Regions from separate parts of the Homo sapiens genome. Here region 1 is linked to region 2. Evidence: chromatin loops called from intact Hi-C (ENCODE). Cell type or tissue: K562. All regions are shown on one strand. Links, peaks and the distances in the headings refer to the core of each region. The heading gives the core; the rest is flanking DNA. Region 1 overlaps ZNF107 (zinc finger protein 107). Region 2 has its middle 53 kb from the start of ZNF273.

The links. Peaks named below come from ENCODE experiments on the same cell type or tissue, not always from the same donor. Only the 100,000 strongest peaks of a DNase experiment are listed, where the experiment ranks them.
Region 1: a loop joins it to region 2, with 2.4 times the contacts of the local background. A loop is called at or near these places in 1 of 110 quality-filtered maps.

Annotation. Positions count from the first base shown.
Region 1 is chr7:64,707,129-64,723,442 of GRCh38, reverse strand. It overlaps ZNF107 (zinc finger protein 107), which reads right to left. Exons shown (of 4, transcript NM_001282359.2): 4 at 11,866-16,314. The coding sequence ends at 14,787. Among named protein-coding and RNA genes, the nearest start is that of MIR6839, 36 kb to the right of the region's middle. In K562, for the core only: no CTCF peak of the experiment used is centred there; no DNase peak of the experiment used is centred there.
Region 2 is chr7:64,841,889-64,858,202 of GRCh38, reverse strand. It overlaps a transcript of ZNF138 not described here and the pseudogene SEPHS1P1. Among named protein-coding and RNA genes, the nearest start is that of ZNF273, 53 kb to the left of the region's middle. RefSeq lists an enhancer at 2,181-2,737 and a cis regulatory region at 8,244-8,827. In K562, for the core only: no CTCF peak of the experiment used is centred there; a DNase peak (open chromatin) is centred at 8,542.

The sequences.
Region 1 (16,314 bases), core at 4,446-12,445, 130 kb after region 2:
CAGATTCTACCCTCACGGGCACTGCCTTCCCTATGGGACCTATTTCTTTCATTTCCAGTGCTCATGTTATGGCCAAATCCCGGAAAAATGTGCCCTTTAAATCTTCGTGCACCCCTAGAACTAGCAGACATTAAAAGTAATAATAATGGGCTGGGAACACTGGCTTGTGCCTGTGGTCCCAGCTACTCGGGAGGCTGAGGAGGGAGGATTTTTTGAGGCCACAAGTTTGAAGCTGCAGTGAGCTATAATTGCACCACTGCACTCTAGCCTGAGTGACAGGATGAGACCCTTTCTCTCAAATAAAGGAAAAAGAAAAAAGTAATAATAACAAAATAAAAAGAGTAATTTACCAATTACTGAGGGAGTCTAGAAAGGTTAAGTATACCCCCTCTAAATTGGAAATAACAGTTTAAAAAATATTTTATTGGTAAAAAAATAAAAGCCACTTTTTATCCTGAGAGAGTATGTAGAACTTGAATTTTGGTTTAAAGCACTTATTACTAAGCTTAACGTAAATACTTTGGCAAATTGATTCTAACAAAGATATCCTTCTCATGACTTAAAAGAGCCACTAATTTTACTTTTGAAATATGTTTAATTTTTATATTAAAAGCTAGGATGGCTGGGCGCAGTGGCTCACGCCAGTAATCCCAACACTTTGGGAGGCGGAGGTGGGTGAATCACCCGAGGTCAGGAGTTCGAGACCAGCCTGGCCAACATGGTGAAACTCCGTCTGTACTAAAAATACAAAAATTAGCTGGGCTTGATGGAACATGCCTGTAATCCCAGCTACTCGGGTGGCTGAGGCAGGAGAATCACTTGAACCCAGGAGGTGGAGGTTGCCATGAGCTGAGACCGTGCCATCGCACTCCAGTCTGGACATCGCAGGGAGACTCTGTCTCAAAAAAAAAAAAAAAAAGAAGAAGCTAGGATGAGCCTATTATATAGAAAATTTGTGATCTGTATGTGCCTCCTCATCTATTGAGTGGTCAACAGTTTCTGAAACTTTCAGAAACACTACTATAAGAATACTTTTTCCAACTGAAGAATTTAAAGATATTAAGTTTTCTCAGTGATTAAAATGAAATATATTGGAATAATCAGTCACTTACAATGGGGTTTTAAATGTTATTTAATGAACACGTGAAGTTTCTTTTAAACTCATTTTAACAAGTTATTTCTATTGATTTTTCACTTTCATTAGAAAAAATATTAACATTTCTGTTACTACAAAGCTATGAATTTTACATAAACACAGTGCTAATCTTAAAAGATCTGTATGCTTAGGATTATAGAAAGTCTATTCTCTGTTTACATTTAGAAGATAAATAACTGCTTTCCAGTAAACCAAATGGGGCAACTGTGACTCACAATCATAAGATATTAAAATACTAATACTATTTTTTTTTAGATAGAATTTCGCTCTTCTTGCCCTGGCTGGAGTGCAATGGTGCCATCTCCACTCACTGCAACCTCTGCTTCCTGGGTTCAAGCGATTCTCCTGCCTCAGCCTCCCAAATTGCTGGGATTACAGGCATGCGACGCCATGCCCGACTGATTTTGTATTTTTAGTAAAGACGGGGTTTCTTCATGTTGGTCAGTCTTGTCTTGAACTCTCGAACTCAGGTGATCCGCCCGCCTCGGCCTCCCAAAGTGCTGAGATTACAGGCACGAGCCACCGTGCCTGGCCAAAATATTAATACTATTATCTAGGTAAAAATTTTAGGTATCTGCATGTTCAAGTTGTTTAACTTATACAATTCAGAAACTAAAAATTTTTATAAACTAAAAAAAGTAAAAATATAAAGTATCAATTTTTTTCAGTTATGAAATACTGTCAATATTTCTAGTTGACATAACGTGAGAATTCAGATGCTGTGGTTGTAGAAACTAGATATGTCATGGTTGACTGTTTTGCTTCTTGTCTTCCTATTTTACATAAACAAAGAAGCACAAGAAAGGCCAGAAATGCTATACCTTGATTCCAAACACACCAAGGCCCTTCTAGGGAGAATATATGTGTGAGCATATTAACTTGAAATTTATGGCAACTTTTGTTGAAGTACAGTATTGTTTTTCTTTTTTTCGAAACGGAGTCTCACTCTGTCACCATCCTGTTTGAGCCCAGCCTGACCAACATGAAGAAACCCCGTCTCTACTAAAAATACAAAATTAGCTGGGCGTGGTGGCACAGGCCTGTAATCCCAGCTACTCGGGAGGCTGAGGGAGGAGAATCACTTGAACTCAGGAGGGGTAGTTTGCAGTGAGCGGAGATCGCGCCGTTGCACTCCAGCGTGAGCAACAACAACAAAATATGATTGAACAACTTAACATTTTTCTCCCCAAAAAAGTAGAGTAACAAATTAACTCTATAGTCTAGTGTACAGTAAATAAATGAAAAACAAAGATATTGAGTCATTTATTTTAGCTGCACAATTGGGAATAAAACACTTCTTGGGCTACAGGCCAAGAGCTTTCAAATATGTTAGCTTATAGAATGTGGGGAGACCTGGTATAGAAACATTCACCCCTCGTGCCAGGCGTGGTGGCTCATGCCTGTAATCCCAGCACTTTCGGAGGCCAAGACAGGCGTTATCACTTGAGGTTAGGAGTTTGAGACCAGCCTGGCTAACATAGTGAAACCCTGTCTCTACTAAAAATACAAAAATTAGCCGGGTGTGGTGGCAGGTGCCTGTAATCCCAGCTACTCGAGAGGTTGAGGCAGGAGAACCACTTGAACCCGGGAGGTGGAGGTTGCAGTGAGCCAGGATTGCACCACCGCACTCCAGTCTGGGCGACAGAGTGAGAATCTGTCCCCCCACCCAAAAAAAAAAAAAAAAAAAAAAAAAAAAAACAGAAACATTTGCCCCTATGCCCAAAGTGAACATAATTCTCTTTCACTCCTAATTCCAACTATTAACTTAGAACTGGAGAAATGTAATATGTCATTATTCCACAAAGTGTTTTATTACTTTTATTTTAGATTCAAGGGGTACACATACATATTTGTAACATAGGTATACTGCATGATTTTGAGGTTTGGGTATTTAATAATCTCGTTGCCCAAGTAGAGTACATCATACCTGATAAGTAGTTTTTTCAAAGCTTATCTCCTTTTTTTTTCTTTTTTAGAATTCCCAGTGTTTATTGTTTTTATTTTTGTTTCCAGGTTCACCCAAGGTTTAGCACCCACTTATAAATAAGAACATGTGGTATTTGAGATACTTATACACATGCAATACTATGGAGCCATAGAAAAGAAAAAGTAATGTTCTTTGCAGCAACGTGGCTACAGCAGGCCTTTAATCTAAGCAAATGAACGTGAAACATCAATCTAAGATTCATATGTACCTGGTTTAAATCCATGCCTTTGCTATTGCGAATACTGCTGCAGTAAACATCTGAGTGCAGGTGTCTTTTTGGTAAAATAATTTATTTTTCTTTAAGCATATACCCAGTAACAAGGTTGATGGGTCAAATGGCAATTGTATCTTTAGTTCTTTGAGAAATCTCCAAACTGTGTTCCACAGGGGCTGAATTAATTTGCATTGCCACCAACAGTGTGTAAAGATTCCCTTTTCTCCACAACTACGACGTGTTATTTTTTGACTTTTTAATAACAGCCACTTTAACTGTTGTGAGATGGTATCATATTGTCATTTTGATTGACATCTCTCTGATAATTTGAGATGTTGAGCAATTTTCTTGCATGTTTATTGCCAGTTTTTATGTCTTCCTTTGAGAAGTATCTATTCATATCATTTGTCTGCTTTTTTCCTATTAAATTTCTTATAGATTCTATATATTAATTTTTATTGTACACAGTTTGCAAATATTTTATTCCATACTGTAGGTTGTCCATTTACTTTGTCAATAGTTTATTTTCCTGTACAGAAGCTCTAGATTAGATGTCAATTTTCAATTTTTTTTTTTTTTAAGACAAAGGACTCACCCTGTCGCCCAGGAAGGAGGGCAATGGCATGATATCAGCTCACTGCAACCTCCGCCTCCTGGATTCAAGCAATTCTGCCTCAGCCTCCCGAGTAGCTGGGATTACAGGTGTGCACCACCACACCCAGCTGGTTTTTTGTATCTTTAGTAGAGACAGGGTTTCACTGTGTTGGCCAGGCTGGTCTCAAACTCCTGACCTCATGATCTGCCCACCTAAGCCTCTCAAAGTGCTGGCATTACAGGCATGAACCACTGCACCCAGCCTGTTGCATTTATTTTTAAGGTGTTAAATTCCTTCCAGAGGCCAGTGTCTAGAAGAGTACTTTCTAGGTGTTCATCTAGGATTTTTATAGCTTGAAGCTTCACAACTAAGTCTTTAAACTATCTTATGTTTTTTATATGGTGAGAGGTACAGGTTCAGTTTTTTTCTTCTGCATATGACTCACCAGGTTTCCGAGTACCATTTATTAGATAGGGAGTTACTTTCCCTTTGTTTATTTCTATTGACTTTGCCAAAAATAAGTTGTTTGTAGAAGTGTAGCTTTATTTCAGGGCTCTCTCTTCTGTTCCATTGGTCTATATGTATTTTTTTGTTTTTTTGTTTTTATTTTATTTTATTTTTTTATTGATCATTCTTGGGTGTTTCTCGCAGAGGGGGATTTGGCAGGGTCATAGGACAATAGTGGAGGGAAGGTCAGCAGATAAACAAGTGAACAAAGGTCTCTGGTTTTCCTAGGCAGAGGACCCTGTGGCCTTCCGCAGTGTTTGTGTCCCTGGGTACTTGAGATTAGGGAGTGGTGATGACTCTTAACGAGCATGCTGCCTTCAAGCATCTGTTTAACAAAGCACATCTTGCACCGCCCTTAATCCATTTAACCCTGAGTGGACACAGCACATGTTTCAGAGAGCACAGGGTTGGGGGTAAGGTCATACATCAACAGGATCCCAAGGCAGAAGAATTTTTCTTAGTACAGAACAAAATGAAAAGTCTCCCAAGTCTACTTCTTTCTACACAGACACAGCAACCATCCGATTTCTCAATCTTTTCCCCACTTTTCACCCTTTTCTATTCCACAAAACCACCATTGTCATCATGGCCCGTTCTCAATGAGCTGTTGGGTACACCTCCCAGACGGGGTGGTGGCCGGGCAGAGGGGCTCCTCACTTCCCAGTAGGGGCGGCCGGGCAGAGGCGCCCCTCACCTCCCGGACAGGGCGGCTTGCCGGGCGGGGGCTGACCCACCTCCCTCCCGGACGGGGCGGCTGGCCGGGTGGGGGCTGACCCCCCACCTCCCTCCCGGATGGAGCGGCTGCCCTGGGGGGGGCTGACCCCCACCTCCCTCCCGGACGGGGCGGCTGGCCGGGCGGGGGCTGACCCCCACCTCCCTCCTGGACGGGGTGGCTGCCAGGCGGAGACGCTCCTCACTTCCCAGACGGGGCGGCTGCTGGGCGGACGGGCTCTTCACTTCTCAGACGGGGTGGCCGGGCAGAGATGCTCCTCACCTCCCAGATGGGGTCGTGGCCAGGCAGAGGCGCTCCTCACATCCCAGATGGGGCAGCAGGGCAGAGGCGCTCCCCACATCTCAGACGATGGGCGGCCGGGCAGAGACGCTCCTCACTTCCTAGATGGGATGGCAGCCGGGCAGAGACGCTCCTCACTTTCCAGACTGGGCAGCCAGGCAGAGGGGCTCCTCACATCCCAGATGATGGGCGGCCAGGCAGAGACGCTCCTCACTTCCCAGACGGGGTGGCAGCCGGGCAGAGGCTGCAATCTCGGCACTTTGGGGGGCCAAGGCTGGCGGCTGGGAGGTGGAGGTTGTAGCAAGCCAAGATCACGCCACTGCACTCCAGCCTGGGCACCATTGAGCACTGAGTGAACGAGACTCCGCCTCCAATCCCGGCACCTCGGGGGGCCGAGGCTGGCGGATCACTCGCGGTTAGGAGCTGGAGACCAGCCCGGCCAACACAGCAAAACCCCGTCTCCACCAAAAAAATACGAAAACCAGTCAGGCGTGGCGGCATGCGCCTGCAATCGCAGGCACTCGGCAGGCTGAGGCAGGAGAATCAGGCAGGGAGGTTGCAGTGAGCCGAGATGGCAGCAGTACAGTCCAGCTTCAGCTCGGCATCAGAGGGAGACCGTGGAAAGAGAGGGAGAGGGAGACTGTGGGGAGACGGGAGAGGGAGAGGGAGAGGGAGAGGGAGAGGATGTATTTTTTTTGTATCAGAACCATGTTATATTGGTTACTGTAGCATGTAGTACAGTTTGAAGTCATGTAATATTAGGCTTCCAGGTTTATTCTTTTTAAGAATACCTTGGCTATATGGGCTCTTTTATTCTTTAATATGAATTTCAAAGTTTTTTTTTTCTAGGTTCACCAAAAATGGCATTGATAGTTTGATAGAAATAACACTTAATCTGTGGGTTGCTTTAGGGAGCATGGACACTTTAATTATATTGATTCTTCAAATTCATGAGGATGGAATGTTTTCCCTTTTTTTTTTTTTTTTTTTTTTTTTGAGACATAGTCTCGCTCTGTTGCCAGGCTGGAGTGCAGTGGCGCAATTTCGGCTCACTGCAACCTCTGCCTCCTGGGTTCAAGCGATTCTCCTGCCTCAGCCTCCCAAGTAGCTGGGATTACAGGCACGCGCCACCATGCCCAGCTAATTTTTGTAGTTTTAGTAGAGATGGGGTTTCACCATGTTAGCCAGGCTGGTCTTGAACTCCTGACCTCATGATCCACACACCTCGGCTTCCCAAAGTGCTGGGATTACAGGCATGAGCCACCGCGCCCAGCCATGTTTTCCATTTCTATGTGTCGTCTCTGATTTGTTTCAGTAGTGTTTTGTAGTTCTCCCTGTGGAGATATTTTACCTCCATGACTTAATGCATTCCTAGGTATGTTAATTTTTTGGTGTGGCTATTTTAAATAAAGCTGTGCTCTTGATTTTATTGTCAGCTTGAATGTTATTGGTGTACAGAAATGCTACTCATTTGTGTATGTTAATTTTGTATCTTGAAACTTTGCTGAAGTCATTTTTTAGACTTAGGAGTCTTTTGGTGAAATCTCTAAAGTTTCCCTGGTAGAAAATTGACTTTCTTTTCTCCTATTTGGATGACTTTTATTTCTTTATCTTGTTGGATTGCTCTGGCTAGGACTTCCAAAACTATGTTGAATAGGAGTATTTAGAGTGGATATTCTTATTTTTATTCTTATGAAGAATGCATCCAGCTTTCACCTGTTCAGTATGATGTTGGCTGAGAATTTGTCATAGATGGCTCTTATTATTGTGAGATATGTTTCTTCAATGCCCAGTTTGTTGAGGATTTTTGAACGAATATTGGATTTTCTTGAGTGCTTTTTCTGCATCTATTGTTATAATCATCTGATCTTATGAGTTTAATTATCTTCACATGGTGAATGACACTTATTGACTTGCATATGATGAAATATCTTTGCAGTCATAAAATAATACTCACATGATTGTGGCAAAATAACTTTTTGATTTGCTTATGAACTCAGCTTGCTAGTATTTCAGGAAGGATTTCTGTTTCAATGTTCACCAGGAATATTGGCCTGTAGATTTTTTTTGTTGTGTCTTAAGCAGATTTTGGTATCAAGATGATACTGATTTCATATAACAAGTTGGGAAGGAAACCCACTTTCATTTTTGGAATATATTCAGTAGAATTAGTACCAGATCATATTTGTATTTGTGGTAAAATTAGGCTGCAAATACATCTGATCCAGGGCTTGTTTTATTTTGTAGGGTTTTTGTTTTATTACAAATTCAATTTTATTATACATTTAATACATTTTTGCTCTGTTTAAGACTTCTCTTTTTTCCTGATTAAATCATGGGAAGTTGTGTATATTGACACATAGGCCAATGGAACAGAAAAGAGAGACCAGAAGTATATTCATGTATTTACAGTTAACTAATTTTAGACGTAGGTGAACATTTTCTAGGGAAAAAATAGTATCTTCAACAAATGGTGTCAAGAAAACTTTATATCCACATGCAGAGAAATAAAATGAGACCATATTACACTATATATAAAAATCAACTCAAAATAAATTAAATACTTAAATGTAAGGCCTGAAACTCTGAAACTACTATGAAAAATATAGAGTGAAATCCCCATAACATTGGTCTAGGCAGTGACTTTTTTAACTTAACCTCAAACTCTCAGGGAATCAAAGAAAAAATAGATGAGTCAGACTATTTCAAATTAAAAAGCTGCTGCACAGAATCTGATACGACCAACAGGATAAGACAACTAAAAAATGAGAGAAAATGCTTGCAAATCACATGTGACAAGGGGTTAATATTTTAAAAAAAGCTTAAATGACTGTACAACAAAAGACAAATAACCATTAAAAATGAGCAAGAGGCTTAAATATTTTTCAAGGAAAGACATACATATGGCTAAGAGATATATAAAAAATGCTCAACATCAATTATCAGAGAAAATAAACCAAAACTCTTTGAGGTATCCATTCACTCCTGTGAGAATTACTCTTATTACAAAGAAAATAGGTTGTGAAGAAAAGGGAATGCTTGCACACTGGTTTGAATGTGAATGAGGACAGTCATTATAAAAAACTAAATATTTCTCAAAAAATAAAATTAAACTACCATATAATACAGCAATTTCAGCCAGGTGCAGTGGCTCATATCTGTAATCCTAGCACTTTGGGAGACCGAGGTGGGTGGATCACGAGGTCAGGAGATCGAGACCATCCTGGCCAATGTCATGAAACCCTGTCTCTACTAAAAATACAAAAATTAGCTGGGCGTGGTGGTGCATGCCTGTAATCCCAGCTACTCGGGAGGCTGAGGCAGAAGAATCACTTGAACCGGGGAGGTGGAGGTTGCAGTGAGCCAAGATCGCGCCACTGCACTCCAGCCTGGCAACAGACCTAGACTGTCTCAAAAAAAAAAAAAAAAAAAAAAAAATTCACTATTGTTTATATATCCCAAACAAATGAAATCAGAATGAAGAAATAATTGCACTTCTACACTGCTTGCAACACTCTTCACAATTCTCAAAATATGGAATCAATAGTTCAACATTTAACGAATAAAGACAATGTGGTACATACTATGGAATACTATTCATCTTCAAAAAAGAAAATTCTATTATTTTCCATCACATAAATTAAACTGGAGGACATTATATTTGTTGAAATGAGCCAGGTACAGAAAGATGACCATTTCATGATTTCACGTACACATGGATTCCAAAAAACATAATCTCGGCCAGGTGCGGCGGCTCATGCCTGTAATCCTAGCACTTTGGGAAGCCAAGAGGGGTGGATTGCCTAAGCTCAGGAGTTCGACACCAGTCTGGGCAATGTGGCAAATCCCTGTCTCTACTAAAAATACAAAAATTTAGCCAGAGGTGGTGGTGAATGCCTGTAATCTCAACTACTCAGGAGGCTGAGGCAGGAGAACCACTTGAACCTGGGAGGCGGAGGCTGCAGTGAGCTGAGATAGCACCATTGCACTCTAGCCTGGGTGACAGAGTGAGACTCTGTCTCATAAATAAATAAATACATACATAAATAAACAAAATGTAATCTCATTGAAGTAGAGAGTAAACTGGTGACCACCAGAATCCAGCGTATTTAGAAAAAAGGGAGGGTGGAAAGATGTCAAAGAATACATAACTATAGTTGGATAGAAAGAAGTTCAGGAGGTTTTTTTTTTTAAAGCATGGTGACTATAGATTATAATAATATATTAGTATTTTTGGAAAATGCTGACAATGTCATCTGCTCTCACCACAAAAATGTTAACTCTGTGAGGTAAAACTTTAATGACCTAAAATTAAGCATTTGACAATGTATATATACTTCCAAACATAATGTTTTACAGAGCAAATACACATTTATTTATTGCAGACAGTAATGGAATGAAAGACACTGAAAAAGAGGTGTTTCTTATGGTCTCATGACTAACTACTCTGTTAACACAGTAAATAAGTTTGCATGCAAAATAACAGAAAACGTTTTAATCCAAAAGCTGCCATTATCTCCAAAAGTTTTCCATAGAAAATAAGAAGTTGGCTAGTTAGGTGACTAAGAATAAAAACTGTAGACTAAACCAGTTATTAAAATAATTATATAAAGAGTGAGAAATTTTTCTGAATTGTACCTATCAATATAGAAAAGACATAGTATTCCAAATATTGAATCAACAGAGGTCATATTACTTTGCAACCTTGAATATTCACCCTTTAAAATAGAAGATTCTGCAAAAAAAAAGTATGCTGTGCTATATCATGGAAAATTAAATTTAAAATTCTTCACTTACCATTAGCTCTCTTAAAAATTTAATTTCTAAGATCTATTTTCTAGTAAATTTAATATTTGCCACACTTTATGTAAGAATTTAATAAGATGCTCCTTTTAAAAACAGGGGAAAACAATGCTGATTTAATCCTCTCACCTGTGGACATTAAATGCCTTTTTTCTTAACTAATCTGAAAGTTATATTGATAAGCAAACTCTCTAGTTATAACCAATTTTTCAGTGCATTAAAAAATACCAACTTTCTCATCAAAGCCTACAAAGTACCATGTGAATTGACATGGCATGAAGACAACAGTGAGAAAACTGTGGCAATAACACAGAAAAAGAAGGACTGTGTTGAATACACTGAAGACACATAAGATAAACAAAACTGAAGATAATTAGGAAATTAAAAAAAAAACAGCAAGATTCAGCTTTGCAGCCTGAAAAAAAATGTTCTCTCCACATAAAAAATCAATGTTAGTTCTTCACTATTAATATTTTCCATCTCTGACTTGAAGTTAGTTACAAACTAACACCAGCAGAAATACATATGGCTCATTATGGAGCATCTGTTACACCATAAGCAATGTCATGTTTGTTTGCTACATCTATATATAAAAACATTTTCATGACTTATGAAGTCTTTCTAGTTCTTACCTGAACTAGCTCAATAAATAAATTTACTTATGTCACCTATAACAAGACAAAAGAATACTAACTAAAGAAAAGTAGGCTTATATAGGATTCTACAATGGAAAGAAGAAATAGAATGTTCTAAATAAAATATAATACACAAATTTTGGAAACACATCTAGAAGTTATTTTGTGTGTACTCCTAAACTTTATAAAAATCATTCTTATAATCCATGACCAGCTCACATGATGAATACCTGATAAATTATAAAAGAAAAACGCATAAGTAACAAGAAAATTAAAGGTGTAGCATGAGTATCACGCAAGTATAAACAAAAACTTTGCATGGGGAGATTCTAAATCGTAAGCCAGATTTTACAGAAATGAATTCAATGCAAAGCAGAGGGTATAGATTTGCTTTCAGCATTTTTGAGGTTTTCAGTTGTCTAGTAAATTAGTCACCTTTTAAAAATTATTAGTTTTGGCCGGGCGCGGTGGCTCACGCCTGTAATCCCAGCACTTTGGGTGGCCGAGGCGGGCGGATCACGAGGTCAGGAGATTAAGACCATCCTGGCTAATGCGGTGAAACCCTGTCTCTACTAAAAATACAAAAAAATTAGCCGGGCGTGGTGCTGGGCGCCTGTAGTCCCAGCAACTCGGGAGGCTGAGGCAGGAGAATGGCGTGAACCCGGGAAGCGGAGCTTGCAGTGAGCCGAGATCGCACCACTGCACTCCAAGCCTGGGCGACAGAGCAAGACTCCGTCTCGAAAAAAAAAAAGATTAGTTTTGTTCCAATATTGCTCGTCTTCTGAAAATAGGTACAAGCTAATACACAAACACACTTACTTGCTCCATAATTTTCTCATACCTAAGGTTCATTTTTAGAGTAATATATGTGTATAGTTAAGTGTATGTAAATCAAAACTAAAATGCTGTATGTTTGCAGGCAGAGAGGTCACATGTTCAAAGAAAAATATATAACATTTTTTAAATGTTTATTCAGAACTCAGAATTTTCTCATGGTTTATTTATACTTGTATATAATTTTTATTATAACCATAAAATGACCCTGTAGTAACGACTGTACATTCTAAAGTATCTAAAAGTGCAGAATTGGTTTGTAATACAAAGGAGAAATGCTGGAGTTGATGGATACATCTTTTGCCCTGATGTGATTAATACATAAAATTATATGCCTGTATCAAAATATGCCATACATGGCATAAAGATATACACATACTATGTATCCACAAAAATTAAGAGAAATAAGTTTAAATTTTAAAAAGAATAAAAATCTAACCTATGGGAACAATATTCTTTATTAGCAGTTTAAAGTCACTAGCAAAAATAATTATTAGAGATGTTAGCCCATTATGTTATCAAGTAGTATACTGTTACCCTCTTTTACCTAAACCCTTGAGTAATGTGGGATAGGTAAAGTCAGTGGCATGAAAACACTTCATTGAATGCACAATAGTTTTAACATGTTAAAAAAAGTTTAATTAAAAAACTAAGTTCACGCATAATCCAAAAATTTTTAAACACATTGCATTTTATTACATAAAAGTACAAATAGTAAAATGATATACTACTAATTCACTTTAATTTTAACTAAGATTAAAAATGGTTTTCTCTTACTATAATGCAGAAGAATATTGCTCTGAAAACCTACTTCATGGATCACTCAATATTATAAGTTAAACACAAACAGCCTCTTCACTCAGGTTTTCATCATGCATCTTACATTTTAATGTCCTTATTCTTTCATAGAAAGTGTCATAAATAATACCGACCTAACAGAAATGATTTCTCATATCTTTGATGCATGAAAAATTAATCACATGCTTTCACATGTGAATACAATAGGAATGAAGAGCATGAATTTGAGTTGAATTACATCATTTGCTTTTCAAAAACTAATTTTTCAAGAAAAAATATAATTTGAATGTAATTATACATCTACAAAAAAATTCTACTTCTTTTAAAGTTATATACACATTATTTACCTACCAACTTTAGTTTTAAATTATTTTCTATACTCAGCATTCTGATTCTATACTCAGCAATGTCTGAAGTGTCAGTACCTTAGATATTTCTACTGTGAATTCTCTGATATTTATATAGACTTAATTTTGGATTAAATTATTTTTATATTTACTTCACTTGCAAAAATATATTTTAGTATGAGGCCTCTGGTATTTTCTAAGCTGTAGTTTTTTAAAAAATGTTTTCACAAATGCATTACATTTACAGTGCTTTTCTCCAATATAAATTTTCTGGTGTTGAACAACATTTGAGCAACTGCTTCATGGTTTTCCTCTAGTGCAAAATGGGTACAAAAGTATCTGTGATACAAGTAAAGGTACTACAACCCTCTTCGTATTTGTATTGTTTGTCCTCACAATGAATACTCTTTTTTTGTTTTGTTTTTGAGACGAAGTTTTTGCTCTTGTTGCTTTGGCTGGAGTGTAGTGGTGTGATTTCAGCTCACTGCAATCTTCGCCTCCCAGGTTTGAGCAATTCTCCTGCTTCAGCCTCCCAATTAGCTGGGATTACAGGGGCCTGCCACCACACGCAGCTAATTTTTGTAAAATTTTTAATAGAGATGGGGTTTTGCTATGTTGGCCAGGCTGGTCTCAGACTCCTGCCCTCAGGTGATCCACCCACCTTGGCCTCCCAAAGTGCTGGCATTACAGATGTGAGCCAGCACAACTGGCTCCTCTTCTTCACTTTAAAGGCTTATATTTTCTGAAAGATCTCTTGACAAAAATTGCATTTATAATGCTTTTATTACGTACTAACTCTCTAATGTTGAGTAAAATCTGAGCAGATAATAATGGCTTTTCCACATTCCTTGTATTTGTACAATCTTTCTGAAGTATAAATGCTTTCCTGTGCAATAAGGGGTGAGCATTTATTAAAAGTGTTGCCACATTTTTTACACTTCCAGGAGTTTTCTTCAGTATGGATTCTTACCTACAATCAAGTGTGACAACCATTTAAAGGCTTTGTGATATTTTTCACATTTCTAGGATTTTTCACCAGTATGATTTATGTTAGAAAGTTCGAGGTGTTGTCAAAATTATTGTCACATCATTCAGGTTTGTAAAGTTTTCAGTATTATCTTATGTTTAGTGAGGTTTGAGGATTGGTTTAAAGTATTGCCACATTATTCACATTTGCAGGGTTTCTCTCAAAGTATAAACTGTCTTATATGTAGCAAGGTGTGAGGACCAGTTAAAGGCATTGCCACGTTTTTTACATTTGTAGGGTTTCTTTCCAGTATAAATACTCTTACATGTAGTAAGAGTTGAGAATCAGTTAAAAGCTTTGCCACAGACTTCACATTTGTAGGGTTTCTTTCCAGTATGAATTTTCTTATCTACAGTTAAGGGTTAAGGAAGGTTAAAAGCTTTGCCACATTCTTCACAATTGTAGGCTTTCTCTCCAGTATGAATTTCTGTATAGTAAGGTATGAGGATTGGTTAAAAGCTTTGCCACATTCTTCACAACTATAGAGTTCCTCTCCAGTATAAATTATCTTATGTGTAGAAAGGTGTGAGGACTGATTAAAGGCATTGCCACATTCTTCTCATTTGTATGGCTTTTCTCCAGTATGAATTACCTTATGTTTAGTAAAAGTTGAGGATCAGTTAAAGGATTTGCCACATTTTTCACATTTGTAGGATTCTCTCCAGTACGAATTTTCTCAACTTTCAGTAAGGTTTGAAGATTAGTTAAAAGCTGTGCCACATTCTTTACATTGTAAGGTTTCTCACCAGTATAAAATACCTCGTGTGTGCAGAAAAAGTTGAAGACTTGTTAAAGGCTTTAACACATTCTTCACATTTGTAGTTTCTCTCCAGTATGAATTTTCCTATGTGTAGTAAGCTTGTAGGATCAATTAAGTTTTGCCATACTCACATTTGTAGGGTTTCTCTCCAGTATGAATTTTCTTATGTGTAGTAAGATTTGAGGATAGGTTGAAAGCTCTGCCATAATCTCCACATTTGTAGGGTTTCTCTCCAGTATGAATTATCTTATGTATATTAAGAGATGAGAACTGGTTAAAGGATTTGCCACATTCTTCACATTTGTAGGGTTTCTCTGAAGTATGAATTTTCTTATGTGTAGTAAGGTTTGAGGATTGGTTAAAAGCTTTGCCACATTCTTCACATTTATAGGGTTTCTCTCCAGTATGAATTTTCTTATGTGCAGTAAGGGTTGAGGATAGGTTAAAAGCTTTGCCACATTCTTTACATTTGTAAGGTTTCTCTCCAGTATGAATTATCTTATGTCTATTAAGGGTTGAGGAGCAGTTAAAGGCTTTGCCACATTCTGCACATTGGTAAGGTTTCTCTCCCGTATGAATTCTCTTATGTATAGTTAGGTTTGAGAATCGGTTATAAGCTTTTCCACATTCTTCACATTTGTGGGGTTTCTCTCCAGTATAAATTATCTTATGGTTAGTAATGTTTGAGAATAGGTTAAAAGCTTTTCCATGTTCTTCAAATTTGTAGAGGTTCTCTCCAGTATGAATTATCTTTTGTGTAGTAAGGTTTGAGGACTGGTTAAAAACTTTGCCATGTTCTTCACATTTGTAGGGTTTCTCTCCAGTATGAATAATTTTATGTATAGTACGGTGTGAGGACTGTTTAAAGGCCTTGCCAAATTCTTCACATTTGTTGAGTTTCTCTTTAGTATGAACTATCTTATGTCTAGTAAGTTGATAGGATTGATTAAAGGCTTTTCCACATTCTTCACATTTATAGGGTTTTTCTCCAGTATGAATTCTCTTATGTTTAGTAAGGGTTGAGAATCGGTTAAAAGCTTTGCCACATTCCTCACATTTATAGGGTTTCTCTCCAGTATGAATTTTCTTATGTTCAGTAAGGTTTGAAGACTGGCTAAAAGCTCTGTCACATTCTTCACATTTGTAGGGTTTCTCTCCAGTATGAATTTTCTTATGTCTAGTAAGGGTTGAGGATCGATTAAAAGCTTTTCCACATTCTTCACATTTGTATGGTTTCTCTCCAGAATAAATTTTCCTATGGTTAATTAGGTTTGAGTGTTGGTTAAAAGCTTTGCCACATTCTTCACATTTATAGGATTTCTCTGCAGTATGAATTTTCTTATGTTCAGTAAGGTTTGAAGATTGGTTAAAAGCTTTGCCACATTCTTTACATTTGTAGGGTTTCTCTCCAGTATGAATTATCTTATGTCTAGTAAGAGTTGAGAACTGGTTAAAGACTTTGCCACATTCTTCACATTTGTAGGGTTTCTCTTCCATTAGAATTTTCTTATGTGCAGTAAGTTTTAAGGATCGGTTAAAAGCTTTGTCACATTCTTCACATTTGTTGAGTTTCCCTCCAGTATGAATTTTCTCCTGTTTATTAAGGTTTGAGGATATGTTAAAAGCTCTGCCACATTCT
Region 2 (16,314 bases), core at 4,309-12,308:
AAGAAAAGTGTAGATTTTTCATGAAAAGCTAATGTATTTTAAGCAAAACAAGCATATTCATCAGAAATAAAATGCTTGTGGCAAAATATAGATTCATTTCATTGATTTCTATGGAGCTCGGGTAATATTTGACCAAAAGCTAGGCAATATGCACAGAAAAAGGAATATTTTTTGAAATAAGAATATTGTGAAGTTGTTCTGTCAAAAGAAGTAAAAATATTATGATCTCATACTAATAGTCTCATCTATAGTTCTACAATATCAAACGCTTTTTATTAAAATTTGTATTTTATATAGGTATCCAATTTATATCACCCTCCTTTGCTATTTCAATGCTGTCTCCACTTTATATCAGTGGGAAACAGGCCACCTGGTCCCAGGAAAGCATGTGGTGCTATTGCGACTTTAACGATGATGATGAAAAGCACTTGTTTGGGTGGTACTGATGTGCCACTGTTATTTTGCCCAAAGCACTGTTTTTTTTTAATTCTTCTCTAAATTTACTGATAAAATAAAATTCTTTTTTTTTTTTTTTTTTTTTTTAAATTTATTTTTTTATTGATAATTCTTGGTTGTTTCTCACAGAGGGGGATTTGGCAGGGTCATGGGACAATAGTGGAGGGAAGGTCAGCAGATAAACAAGTGAACAAAGGTCTCTGGTTTTCCTAGGCAGAGGACCCTGCGGCCTTCCGCAGTGTTTGTGTCCCTGATTACTTGAGATTAGGGATTGGTGATGACTCTTAACGAGCATGGTGCCTTCAAGCATCTGTTTAACAAAGCACATCTTGCACCGCCCTTAATCCATTTAACCCTGAGTGGACACAGCACATGTTTCAGAGAGCACAGGGTTGGGGGTAAGGTCACAGATCAACAGGATCCCAAGGCAGAAGAATTTTTCTTAGTGCAGAACAAAATGAAAAGTCTCCCATGTCTACTTCTTTCTACACAGACACAGCAACCATCCGATTTCTCAATCTTTTCCCCACCTTTCCCCCTTTTCTATTCCACAAAACCGCCATTGTCATCATGGCCCGTTCTCAATGAGCTGTTGGGCACACCTCCCAGACGGGGTGGTGGCTGGGCAGAGGGGCTCCTCACTTCCCAGTAGGGGCGGCCGGGCAGAGGCGCCCCTCACCTCCCGGACGGGGCAGCTGGCCGGGCGGGGGGGCTGACCCCCCCCCACCTCCCTCCCAGACGGGGCAGCTGGCCGGGCAGAGGGGCTCCTCACTTCCCAGTAGGGGCGGCCGGGCAGAGGTGCCCCTCACCTCCCGGACGGGCAGCTGGCCGGGCAGGGGGCTGACCCCCCCACCTCCCTCCCAGACTGGGCGGCTGGCCGGGCAAAGGGGCTCCTCACTTCCCAGTAGGGGCGGCCGGGCAGAGGCGCCCCTCACCTCCCAGACGGGGCAGCTGGCCGGGCGGAGGGCTGACCCCCCCACCTCCCTCCCGGACAGGGCGGCTGGCTGGGCGGGGGGCTGACCCCCCCACCTCCCTCCCGGACGGGGCGGCTGGCCGGGCAGAGGGGCTCCTCACTTCCCAGTAGGGGCGGCCGGGCAGAGGCGCCCCTCACCTCCCAGACGGGGCGGCTGGCCGGGCGGAGGGCTGACCCCCCCACCTCCCTCCGGACGGGGCAGCTGGCCAGGCTGAGGGGCTCCTCACTTCCCAGTAGGGGTGGCCGGGCAGAGGCGCCCCTCACCTCCCGGACGGGGCGGCTGGCCGGGCGGGGGGCTGACCCCCGACCTCCCTCCCGGATGGGGCGGCTGGCCGGGCAGGGGCTGACCCCCCCACCTCCCTCCCGGACGGGGTGGCTGCCGGGCAGAGACGCTCCTCACTTCCCAGATGGGGTGGCTGCCGGGCGGAGAGGCTCCTCACTTCTCAGACGGGGCAGCTGCCGGGCGGAGGGGCTCCTCACTTCTCAGACGGGGTGGTTGCCAGGCAGAGGGTCTCCTCACTTCTCAGACGGGGCGGCCGGGCAGAGACGCTCCTCACCTCCCAGACGGGGTCTCGGCCGGGCAGAGGCACTCCTCACATCCCAGATGGGGCGGCGGGGCAGAGGCGCTCCCCACATCTCAGACGATGGGCGGCCGGGCAGAGACGCTCCTCACTTCCTAGATGTGATGGCGGCTGGGAAGAGGCGCTCCTCACTTCCTAGATGGGATGGCGGCCGGGCGCAGACGCTCCTCACTTTCCAGACTGGGCAGCCAGGCAGAGAGGCTCCTCACATCCCAGACGATGGGCAGCCAGGCAGAGACGCTCCTCACTTCCCAGATGGGGTGGCGGCCGGGCAGAGGCTGCAATCTCGGCACTTTGGGAGGCCAAGGCAGGCGGCTGGGAGGTGTAGGTTGTAGCGAGCCGAGATCACGCCACTGCACTCCAGTCTGGGCACCATTGAGCACTGAGTGAACGAGACTCCGTCTGCAATCCTGGCACCTCGGGAGGCCAAGGCTGGCGGATCACTCGCGGTTAGGGGCTGGAGACCGGCCCGGCCAACACAGCGAAACCCCGTCTCCACCAAGACCAGTCAGGTGTGGCGGCGCGTGCCTGCAATCGCAGGCACTCGGCAGGCTGAGGCAGGAGAATCAGGCAGGGAGGTTGCAGTGAGCCGAGATGGCAGCAGTACAGTCCAGCTTCGGCTCCGCATGAGAGGGAGACCGTGGGGAGAGTGAGAGGGAGAGGGAGAGGGAGAGGGAGACGGAGAGGGAGAGGGAGACGGAGAGGGAGAGGGAGAGGGAGAGGCCCCCTTACATTTTTGCACGCAAGATAAAATAAAATTCTTAACTAAGAAGACTTTATCTCATTCATGTATGTATTATGAAATTTTGTTGACATTTAAGCGTCTCTGACTTACCAGGAATATTGAAATTTTCCATGAATTCAATTGAGCACTGTAAATAAACAATTGTTTACTAATAGCCTTTGGGAGGCAGAGTAAGATTTACAGAATTTCTTTATAATATGTTCCTAGTAATCCCTCTGAACACAGCATTCTCAATTCTTAGTATTCACCCTGAGTCACTCAGGGGAAATTGGTATCTCTGTAAACAGGCAAATGAAGGTGCTGGGTGGAGGTGCATGACATTGTACAGAAATGATGTCCACACGCACCTATAAGGGCCTTAATTTAATGGACTGTTAGTTACATGGCTACATACTTACTGAATCTAGTCATACTATCTTTTGTCAGCTAATGACATTTGTTACCTATTAATTCAATATAATTATTTGCTTGGCTGAAAAATAAATCCTTTAATTTATTCTAAATTGAGAGATTAGATTTGCAATCTTCAATCTTTTAATGTTAAATCAGAGAAAAGCAATGTATGTATATAGTATGCATTTTCCTACCCATGAAAATTATTTGTATTGCCTTGAAAACCCTAGGAAGCCACCTAAAGAATACTCTCTTCAAATCCTTTAGCCAGGATTTTAGATTTCAAAAATAAAAACCTTAACGATAGACCGAAGTCTAAATCTTCTCTTTGCTTCTTGTCAGTAATCTGGCCATTTCAAAAAGCATGTCAATTATGCCAAGCCATTGAAAAGATGTGGTTTTGACTAGTTTTATCCCATTTCAAATGTTTTTTTCTAATTGTTACTTTTGTCATGTTAATCTAAGAGCAAATATCTACATAAATGTTCATGCATTCAAGCAATATTTATATTATGACTAGGTGTGATGGCTCACGCCTATAATCCCAGCACTTTTGGAGGCCGAGGTGGGCCGATCACTTGAGGTCAGGAGTTCAAGACTAGCCTGGCAAAGTTGGTGAAACCTCATCTCTACTAAAAATACAAAAGTTAGCCAGGTGTGGTAGTGTGTGCCTGTAGTTTCAGCTGCTTCGCAGGCTGAGGCAGGACAATCAGTCGAACCTGGGAGATGGAGGTTGCAGTGAGCTGAGATCACGTCACTGCACTTCAGCCAGAGCAATGAAGTGAGACTCTGTCTCCAAAAAAAAGAAGTACATATGTATGTGTGTGTGTGTTTAAAGTTCAATATTTTATTACAGTATAGTAGAATCCTCTAAAAATATTAAGTTTTCTGGCTTATTTATTCCTTGTGTACCATTTTATACATTCACAAAAACATTAAACAATGAAAATGTAACCAATTATTCAATTTTTGTTAATTTTTATTAAAAGTGAGTGTGAAAATAATTATTTTTTTTTTTCTGGTTAAAGAGGTTTTTGTTTTGTTTTGTTTTTTTGAGACAGAGCCTTGCTGTTACCCAGGCTGGAGTGCAGTGACTCGATCTCGGCTCACTGCAACCTCCACCTCCTGGGTTCAAACGATTAAAGATGGTTTTTATTGTTATACTAAGGAGTGTTATCTCTGGAGACACATTTGCCTGTGTTTTAATATTGGCTGTGTTTCTTTCTCTGCAAACTGAGGATAATAACACCTATGTTATTCAGTTACTGTGAGAATTAAATTTATTAACACATTAAAGTATTATGGTTAATGCTCAGTACAAATTAACGATTAATATGATATGTATATGCTGAAGTACACTAGTATGTGCTTTAAGACGGGAATGCCCTTTTATAACACATGAGTTTTTCAATCAATATATTTAATTTTTTAAAATAAATGTTGTATAGATACACAATGGAATACTATTCAGCCTTCAAAGGTGGTAAGTTTCATCATTTGAATCAATATAGATAAATTTAGAAGACAGCATACTAGATGGAATAATCCTGACATAGAAAGACAAATACTACATGATCTCATATATATAGAAAAAAGTTTAACTCGGGGCGCAAAGCGAGCCGGTGGATCCATAAAGAACCCAGCCAACTCGCAGAGGGAAGGGAGGGGCTGAGCTGTGAGGAGAGTGGGGCCCAACAACCATATCTACATGGGAGTCCTTTAACCCGGAAAGTTACGAATTGGACAAAAGCTTCCGGCTAACCAGATTCACTGAACTGAAGGGCACAGGCTACAAAGTGCCCCAAGATGTCCTGCAAAAATTGCTGGAATCTTTACAGAACCACTTCCAAGAAGATGAGCAGTTTCTGGGAGCCTTTATGCCAAGGCTTGGCATTGGAATGGATACTTGTCATTCCTTTGAGACACGGTGGGCTTTCCTTGGTTCAAACTACAGATTACATTTACCCAATTGTAGACGACTCTTACGTGACAGGCAGGATAGCATGTGCCAATGTCCTCAGTGACCTCTACGCAATGGGGGTCACAGAATGTGACAATATGCTGATGCTCCTTGGAGTCAGTAATAAAATGACCAACAGGGAAATGGATAAAGTGATGCCTCTGATTATCCAAGGTTTTAAAGACGCAGCTGAGGAGGCAGAAACGTCTGTAATGGGCGGCCAAACAGTACTAAACCCCTGGATTGTCCTGGGAAGAGTCACTACCACTGTCTGTCAGCCCAGTGAATTTATCATGCCAGACAATGCAGTACCAGGGGATGTGCTGGTGTTGACAAAACCCCTGGGGACACAGGGGGCAGTGGCTGTGCATCAGTGGCTGGATATTCCTAAGAAATGGAATAATATTAAACTAGTGGTCACCCAAGAAGATGTAGAGCTGGCCTACGAGGAGGTGATGATGAACATGGCGAGGCTCAACAGGACAGGCGGGCTTCTGATCTGTTTACCATGTGAGCAAACAGCTCGGTTCTGTGCAGAGATAAAGTCCCCCAAATATGGTGAAGACCACCAAGCATGGATTATTGGGATTGTAGAGAAGGGCAACCACACAGCCAGAATCATAGACAAACCCCTGATCATCGAGATTGCACCACAAGTGGCCACTCAAAATGTGAATCCCACACCCGGGGCCACCTCTTAATCTAAGCAGAAATAGCTGTTTGGTTTTGTTTTTAAATAGATCTATTTCCTTTATCATCGCTTCAATTAAAGACTATAAGCAACAAAAATCTCACTGTATCTACATATCAGGTGACCTTAGGTCAGTTTGTAAGTGGATACAATTAATAAAATAAAATCCATGCCTTTTTTTCCTGTCACATTAACTGAAGATGCACCTAATCTTGAGGCAGCTTCTGAGTTGAGAATTATATTGTTATCCAATACTGTTGATACATTTTGAATCTTTAGACACTTACCTTTTGCCGAATAGGCTCTTTTTAAATGTGCTTCCACATAGCACAGACATTATCGTAGTCATGTCAAAGAGCAGTTGGTGTCTTCATTTTATGTATATTTATTATAAGTCTGATTTTTTAAGAGTCTTGAATGGTTTTCTGGAGAGATAGCATTGGTCAGTGGCACATGACGGCATCCCAGTCATAAGAGGGTTGCATGATTCCTTTGAGTGTTTGATTTGAAAAGCCTAGTCTTCTCTCAAGAGCATCTTGGACCCAGAACATTCTCCAGTAGTGCATTCAGTTCAACACGGCAAGTGCTTCACTGCTTGGAAAACACTTTGAAGACAAAAAAGAAATCTTATTTCTTTTTTTGGAGGCTTCCTGACATTTACAGTAATACCATTAACTGTTTTCTTTATCGATAGCAAAAAAAGGATACTTTTTGCAATGTAATTAGGTATTTTATAGTGCTACAAGGAATTGCCTTCCAAATGGAGGTTCATGTATAATACTCATTTACAATTCAATATATAATTACGCAAATAATTTTTAAATATAATCAATAATAAAGACTGTTCTGTGGATGGTAGTGTTTAATACATTTTATATTTTGTATAGTGATTTCAGGCCTTTTGTTTTCTTAAAATCAGCAGCTATTTAGCGTAATTCTTAGCATTATTTTGTCCTTTGCGCTCGTACATTTTTGTGCACGCTTTTTGTGATCTGTGTTAAAAACCTGCATTGCCAACATTGCAGCCCAAACTTAAACTTGTTATTCAAATAAATACTTAATTTTTTAAATTGCTGTTGTATAAAAAAAAGAATAAAGTTTAACTCAAAAAAGTACAAAGTGGAATAATCTTTACCAGAGGCTGGGTGTGGTGGGAAGGAAACAGAGAGGGGTTGATCAAAAAATACAAAGTTTCAAATAGACAGGATAAATAGGTTTTGAGTTCTATTGCACAGCAGGGTGACTATAGTAAACAATAATGTATTGTATATTTCAGAATAACTAAGAGTAAATTTCAAGTGTCTCACCACAAAAAAATGATAGGTAAGCAAGTTGTTATTTAACTCGACAAAATCATTTCATACTATATACATATATTCAAATATCTCATTGTACCCCATAATGTACAGAACTCTGGTGAATGAAAAATGCTATTAATATATATATTTTTAAAAGGATAGTATTTAAAACATTCAACTACTATTATACCCCCAGACTGACTAGAAGAAACATGGGTTACAAACCACTGATGTGGCCACCTTGTTTTTAGGTTTAACATTAATCATGATCTAAAAGAATCAATAAATAAGAGTGAATAAATTTCCTGTACACTTGCTATGTGCTGGGGACTTATTGGGCACATTTATTTGTATTAACTGCTTTAATTTTACCAAAACCCTATGATTTAGGCAGTAAAGAGCTGAAGAGTCAAGCACAGAGAGATCAAGAAACTGTATTCATGTCATATAGTCCATAAATGGCAAAACTGGAATGAAACAAGGAACCACCTGATACGGCGTTTCAATCTTAACCATTATGCCCAACACCCTCTCATCCAATGCTACTTTTTATTTTTGACCCAACATTTTTGGCTTTGAATTTTCTAAATTAGTAGAAATAAAGAGAAATTTAAAAACCCCTTTTCTGGGGGAAAAAATAGCGAACAGGAGGCAAGGGCTAGATTGCAGCTCCCACTCAGAGCAGTATGTGGAGACTCGCATCATTAACTTTTCTCCAGAAGTACTGCAGGAATAAACCAGGAGAGCTGAGAGAATCCAAAGACCCTCTGACGGAAGCAAACTGCTCCAACAGGACCTGGCAGACAGCCAAAATATTGATAGTGTTCAAGATGTGAAAGTGGGAAAAAGGGATAGTCTGCCCTTGAACACATACCCTCACTGGGGAACCTGAAAGTCTAGAACATGGAATAAGAAATCTGACTTTACCTGGAGCTGAGTCAATTTAGAGAGCTGAGCTAAATACAGAGGTAGAAGAAGTGGGAAAAGCCCGGTGGGCTCTGAGTCTTCTGGGAAGCCATTTTAGACTTGCGTCAAAGGGGCCCTTGGGGAGGGCTGCCAGGGGAACTTGGAAAGGACCACAGGGAGAAGGAAACCTCCAGCTGAACTTTCTAACAATTCTAACCAAACGTGAAGTCTCCTGACCAGAAATTCGGAAAGGGTGTGAATTGGGTGAGCAGACTCCACAGGCAGCAAGGCACAAAAGCCCTGCTTGCTTTTGCAGCTGGGAGGCTGGTAGCCAGGGGCAAGTTCTTAGCTCTGTTCCCTCACTGCCTGGCAGAACACTCGGTGCTCTTGGGGGTGGGGAGCATGGTGGGAATGAGTCTTGCTTTTGGGGTTGCATGAGAGATGGGTGAGTCATGTAACTGCTGGCTCTCCCCCTTTCCCCCACACCCCTGACAACCTGCATGACACAGCAGAGGCAGCCATAATCCTTTGGGAACATAACTCTATTGACCGGAGAACCACACCCCCACTTCCCACTGCAGCTGCAGCAAACCCCGCCCAAGCAGAGGCTAAGCTCAGACATGCCTACCCATGTCCCCACATGATCTTCCCTCCCTACCCACCCTGGTAGCTGAAAACAAATATCATATATTCTTGGGAGTCCTAGGACCCCACTCACCACCTGATTCTCCCTATACTACCACAGCTGATGCTCCCTTTAAAGCGCCACCTCCTGGCAAGTAGCCAACGAGTACAAAAATAGTGCATTAAACAACCAAAACTAAGGACCTTAACAGAGTCCAATTCATCACCTGCTACCTCCACCAAAGCAGGTGCTAATATCCACAGCTGAGAGACCTGCAGACAATTCACATCACAGGACTCTGTGCAGACAACCCCCAGTACCAGCCTGGAGACCTGCCTAGTGACTAGATCCAGAAAAAAGATAACAATCATTACAGCTTGGCTCTCAAGAAGCCACATTGATAGGAAAATGAGAAGAGTACTACATCAAGAGAATACCCCATGGGACAAAATAATCTGAACAGTAGTGTTGACACTTAGACACTCCCTCGGACATAGCCTACCCAAATGAGAAGGAACCAGAAAAACAATTCTGGTAGTATGACAAAACAAAGTTCTTTAACATTCCCCCCAGCCAGGTGTGGTGGCTCATGCCTGTAATCCCAGCACTTTGGGAGGCCGAGCTGGGCAGATCACGAGGTCAGGAGATTGAGACCATCCTGGCTAACATAGGGAAATGCTGTCTCTATTAAAAATACAAAAAATTAGCCTGGCGTGGTGGCAGGCACCTGTAGTCCCAGCTACTCAGGAGGCTGAGGCAGGAGAATGGCGTGAACCCGGGAGGTGGAGCCTGCAGTGCGCAGAGATCATGCCACAGCACTCCAGCCTGGGCGACAGAGCGAGACTGTCTCAAAAAAAAAAAAAAAAAAAATCCACCAAAATCACACTCACCAGCAATGGATCTAAACCAAGAAGAAATCCCTGATTTACCTGAAAAAATAATTCAGAAGGTCAGTTATTAAACTAATCAAGGAGGCACTAGAGAAAGGTGAAGTCCAACTTAGGAAAATAAAAAAAATACAAGAAATAAGGGGAGAAATCTTCAGTGAAATAGATAGCATAAACGAAAAACAATTACAACTTCAGAAAATGAAGTACACACTTAGAGAAATGCAAAATGTTCTGGAAAGTCTCAGCAATAGAATCAAGCAAGCAGAAGAAAGAAGTTCAGAGCTCGAAGACAAGGTTTTTGGATTAACCCAACCCAACAACAACAAAGAAACAAAGAATGAGAAAAAATGAACAAAGCTTCCAAGAAGTTTGGAATGATTTTAAGTGAGCAAACCTAAGAATAATTGGTGTTTCTGACGAGAAAGAGAAGTCTAAAACTTTGGAAAGAAAAACCTATCAGATTAAGAGCAGATTTCTCAGCAGAAACCCTACAAGCTAGAAAAGATTGGGACATTAGTCTCTTTAAATTAAACAATTATTAGCCAAGAATTTTTTATCCAGTGAAACTAAGCTTCATAAATGAAGAAAAGATACTGTCTCTTTCAGACAAACAAATGCTGAGAGCATTTGCCACTACCAAGCCAGCACTAAAACAACTACTAAAAAGAGCTCAAAATATTGATACACATCTTTGAAACACGTCAAAACAGAACTTCTTTAAAGCATAATCTCACAGGACCTATAAAACAAAAATACAATTTAAAAAAAAACAGTATACAGGCCACAAATAACACAATGAATAAAATAGTACCTTACATCTCAATACTAACATTGAAAGTAAATGGCCTGAATGCTCCACTTAAAAGATACAGAATTGAAGAACTGATAAGAATTCACCAGCCAATTATCTGCTGTCTTCAAGAGACTCATCTAACATAAGGATTCACATAAACTTAAGGTAATGGAGTGGAAAAAAAACATTCCATGCAAATAGACACCAAAAGCAAATAGGAGTAGCTATTTTTATATCAGACAAAGCAAACTTTAAAGCAATAGCAGTTAAAGAAGACAAAGAGGGACATTATATCATAATAAAAGGCCTTGTTCAACAGAAAAATGTCACAATCTTAAATATATATGCACCTAACACTGGTGCTACCAAATTTATAAAACAATTACTGCTAGACCTAGGAAATGAGATAGACAGCAACACAATAGTGGAAAACTTTAATACTCCACTGACAGCAAGTCAACAAAGAAACAATGGACTTAAACTATACCCTAGAACAAACGGGCTTAACAGTTACTTACAGAACATTCTAACCAAGAACTGCAGAAAAAAAAAAAAAAAATATATATATATATATATGTATTAGAAGAGATGGGGTTTCACCATGTAAGCCATGCTGATCTCAAACTCCTAACCTCAAGTGATCTGCCCACCTCAGCCTCCCAAAGTGCAGGAATTACAGGTGTGAGCCACAAAGCCCAGCCTACAGATGCAAAAGTTCTTAAGAAAATACTAGCTAACCAAATCAAACAACATATTAAAAAATAATCCACCATAATCAAGTAGGTTTTATACCAAAGATTCATGGATGGTTTAACATGTGGAGTCAATAAATGTGATACACCACATAAACAGAATTAAAACAAAAAATCACGATTATCTCAATAGATGCAGATAAAGCATTTGACAAAATTCCAGGATCCCTTTATGATTAAAACCCTCAGCAAAATTGGCATACCAGAGATATATTTTAATGAAATAAAAGCCATCTATGACAAATCTACTGCCAGCATAATAGTGAATGGGGAAAAGTTGAAAGCATTTTTCTCTGAGAACTGGAACAAGACAAAAATGTCCACTCTCACCATTTTCATTCAACATAGTACTGAAAGTCCTACTCAAAGCAATCAAACAAGAGAAAGAAATAAAGGGCATCCAAACTGGTAAAGAGAGCTCAAACTGTATTTTTTTTCCTGATGATATAATTGTATACCTAGAAAGCACTAAAGACTCCTCCAAAAAGCTCCTAAAACTGATAAATTCAGCAAAGCTTCACAATACAAAATCAATGTGCACAAATCAGTAGCTCTGCTATATACCAACAGCAACCAAGCTGAAAATCAAATTAAGAACTCAACCCCTTTTATAACAGCTGCATAAAAATACAAAATACTTGGGAATATACCTAACCACAGAGGTGAAAGACCTCTACAAGGAAAACTACAAAACACTACTGAAAGAAATCATACACGACACAAGCAAATGAAAACACATCCCATGCTCATGGATGGGTAGAATCAATATAGTGAAAATGACCACAATGCCAAAAGCAATCTACAAATTAAACACAATTCCCATCAAAATACTATCATTATTCTTCACAGAACTATAAAAAACAATCCTACGATTCATATGGAACCAAAAAAGAGCTTACATAGCCAAAGCAAGACCAACCAAAACCAACAAATCTGAAGGCATCATATTACTTAACTTCAAACTGTACTATAAGGCCACAGTCACCAAAAAAGCATGGTACCGGTATAAAAACAGGCACGTAGGCCAACGGAGCAGCATGGAGAACCCAGAAATACACTCAAATACTTACAGCCAACTGATCTTTGACAAAGCAAACAAAAACATAAAGTGGGAAAAGGACAACCTATTCAACAAATGGTGCTGGGATAATTGGCAAGCCACATGTAGAAGAATAAAACTGGATCCTCATCTCTCATCTTATACAAAAATCAACTCAAGATGGATCTAAGACTTAAATCTAAGATCTAAGACCTAAAACTATAAACAAAAACCCAGAGTGGGAGGAAATTTTCAAAATTTATACATCTGACAAAGGACTAAGATCCAGAATCTACAATGAACTCAAACAAATTAGCATGGAAAAAACAATCTCACCGAAAAGTGTGCTAAAAACACGAAAAGACAATTCTCAAAAGAAGATATAAAAATGGCCAGCAAACATATGAAAAAATGCTCAACATCACTAATAATCAGGGAAATGCAAATCCCAACTACAATGTGATACTACCTTACTCCCACAAGAATTGCCATAATCAAATAATCAAAAAATAATAAATGTTGGTGTGGATGCAGTGAAAAGGGAACACTTCTACACTGCTGGTGGGAATGTAAACTAGCACAACCACTATGAAAAAGAGTGTGGAGATTCCTTAAAGAACTAAAGGTAGAACTACCATTTGATCCAACAATCCCACTATTGGGTGTCTACCCGGAGCAAAAAGTTATTATACAAAAAAGATACTTGCACATGTATGTTTATAGCAGAATGATTTGCAATTGCAAAAATGTGAAACAAACCTAAATGCCCATCAATCAACGAGCAAATAAACTGTAGTATATATATGATGGAATACTACTTACCTATAAAAAGGAAAGAATTAATGTAATTCACAGCAGCCTGGATAGGACTGAAGATTATTATTCTAAGTGAAGTAACTCAGGAATGGAAAACCAAACATTGTATGTTCTCACTCATAAGTTGGAGCTAAGTTATGAGGATGCAAAGGCATAAAAATGACACAGTGGATGGTGGAGACTCAGAGAGGAGTGTTGGGAAGGAGGTGAGAGATAAAAGACTACAAATTGGGTTAATTATACACTGCTCAGGTGATGGGTGCACCAAAATCTCACAAATCACCACTAACAAATTTACTCAGCCAGGCACGGTGGCTCACGCCTGTAATCCCAACACTTTGGGAGGCCGAGGCGGGCAGATCACGAGGTCAGGGGTTCGAGACCAGCCTGACCAACATGGTGAAACCCCGTCTCTTCTAAAAATACAAAAATTAGCTGAGCGAGGTGGCTTGCACCTGTAATCTCAGCTACTCAGGAAGCTGAGGCAGGAGAATCACTTGAACCCGGGAGGCAGAGGTTGCAGTGAGCAGAGATTGTGCCAGTGTACTCCAGCCTGGGTGACACAGCAAGACTCTGTCTCATAAAAACAAAACAAAACAAAACAAAACAAAAAAACACATAAAACTTACTCATGTAACTGAATACCACCTGTTCCTCGAAACCTATGGAAATTAAAAAAAAATAAAAAATTAAAAAGAGTGAAAGGGACCTCAGGGCTCATCCAGCCTCACCTTTCTCATTTTGCGGATGCAGAAGAGAGGTTGTAGACAGTGCCAATCTCACATAGCCTTTCAGAGATCGACTCCAGACCTAAAATCAGACCCTCCAACCCCAAGCCCAAGTTCCCTTTTGCTATCACTGTCTCCTCAAAGAAGAATGAATCAAATTGAGAAAGGGAGTGGTAAGACCCACATCCAGACTCTATTCTTCTGGGCACTGTAGGACCTTTTCCATTCCCAGTGCTCATGTTATGCCCAAACCCTGAGAAAATGTGCCCTTTAAATCTCTGTGCACCCCTGGAACTAGCAAACATTAAAAATAATAACAACAGGTTGGGCACACAGGCTTGGGCCTGTGGTCCCAGCTAGTTGGGAGAGTGAAGAGGGAGGACATCTTAAGCCCAGGAGTTCTAGGCTGCAGTGACTTTTTAAAAACTTAACCTTGGCCAGCGCAGTGGCTCAGGCCTGTAATCCCAGCACTTTGGGAGGTCAAGGCGGGCAGATCACAAAGTCAAGAGATTTGAGACCAGCCTGGCCAACATGGTGAAACCCTGTGTCTACTAAAAATACAAAAATTAGCTGGGCATGGTGGCGCACACCAGTAGTCCCAGCTACTCAGGAGGCTGAGGCAGGAGATCTCTTGGACTGGGGAGGTGAAGGACGCAGTGAGCCAAGGTCACACCACTGCACTCCAGCCTGGTGACAGCGAAACTCCATCTCAAAAAACAAAAAAATAAAAAAAATAAACTAACCTCAAAATTCCAGGGAATCAAAAGAGAAATAGGTAAGTCAGATTAGTTCAAATTAAAAAGCTGCTGCATGGAATCTGATACAATCAACAAAATGAGACAACTAAAAAAATGGAGAAAATATTTGCAAATCATTCATGTGACAAGGGGTTAATATCAAAAATATATAAGAAACTCAAATGACTATATGACAAAAGACTATTAAAAAGAATGAAAGGCTTAAATATTTTTCAAGACATACATATGGTCAAGAGACACATAAAAATGCTCAATATCAGTTATTATCAGGGAAAGGAAAGCAAAAAAAACTATATCAACTTATTTCTGTTAGAATTACTCCTATTTTAAAAATGTGTTAGTCAAGGTGTGAAAAAATGGCAATGCTTGCACACTGATGGTTTGAATGTGAATGAGGACAGTCATTACAAAAAACAAAATAAGGATTTCTCAAAAAAATTTAAAATTAAACCACCAAATACAGCAATTTTATTATTGGTTATACATCCAAAACAAACGAAATCAGAATGAAGAAACATGTGCCTGTTTTTTACAACACTCTTCACAATTACCAAAATATAAAATCAGTGGTTTCAACATTTAATGAGTAAATAAAGACAATGTGGTATATACACACAATGGAATACTATTCATCTTTAAAGAAGGAAATTTTATTATTTTCAATCACACGAATTAACCTGGAGGAAAACATTATATTTGTCGAAATGAGCCAGGCACAAAGATTATTATTTCATGATTTCACTTACAAAGGGATTCTAAAAAACTTAATCTTATTGAAGTAAAGTGGTGGCCACCAGACACAAGTTATTTAGGAGAAAGGAGGGTTTGAAAAGATGTTGATCAAAAAATACATAATTATAGTTAATAGAATAAGTTCAAGAGATTGTTTTGTACAGCATAGTGACTATAGATCAAAATAATGTATTTGTAGTTTTGAAAAATGCTGACAATGTCACATGCTCTTGCCACAAAAATGTTAACTATGTGAGGTAACTACCTAGAATTAAGCATTTGACAATGTATATATACTTCCAAGTATTATGTTTTACAAAATAAATACACATTTACTTATTTATTACAGATGGTGATGACATGGAAGACACTAAAAGGGAAGGTGTTGCTTACAGACTTATGACTGGCCACTCTGGGAACACAATGAACAAGTTTGCATAAAAAGTAACACAAAATAATCTAAAAGTTGCCATCATCTCCAGAATTTTTCCAGAGAAAATGACCAAGAAGTTGACGACAGGTGACTAAGAATATAAACTGTACACTGACCTTCACTCACTAAAAAGACACATAAAATAACAGGGTGAAATTCCTCTGAGTTGTAATATCAATATGGACAAGAAATATTATTCCAAATTTCAAATCCACAGAGGTCATTTTATTATTTTGCAACCTTTAACATTCACACTTAAAAATAAAAGATTCAGCAGGGCACAGTGGCTCACGCCTATAATCCCAGCACTTTGGGAGGCAGAGGAGGGCAGATCACGAGGTCAGGAGTTCGAGACCAGCCTGGCCAACATGGTGAAACCACGTCTGTACTAAAAATACAAAAATTAGCTGGGTGTAGTGGCAGGCACCTGCAATCCCAGCTACTAGGGAGGCTGAGGCAGGAGCATTGCTTGCACCCAAGAGGCGGAGGTTGCAGTGAGCCAAGATCACGCCACTGCACTCCAGCCTGGGTGACAGAGCAAGATTCCATTTCATAAATAAATAAATAAATCTGTGTTGTGCTATATCATAGAACATTAAATTTAAAATTCCTCACCACTAACTCTTAATAATTTAATTTCTAAGATGCATTTTCTAGCAAATATTAAATGTGTCACACTCTGTGTAAGAATTTAATAAGATTTTCCGTTTACAAACAGAAAAACAATGCTAAGTTATTTAATCCT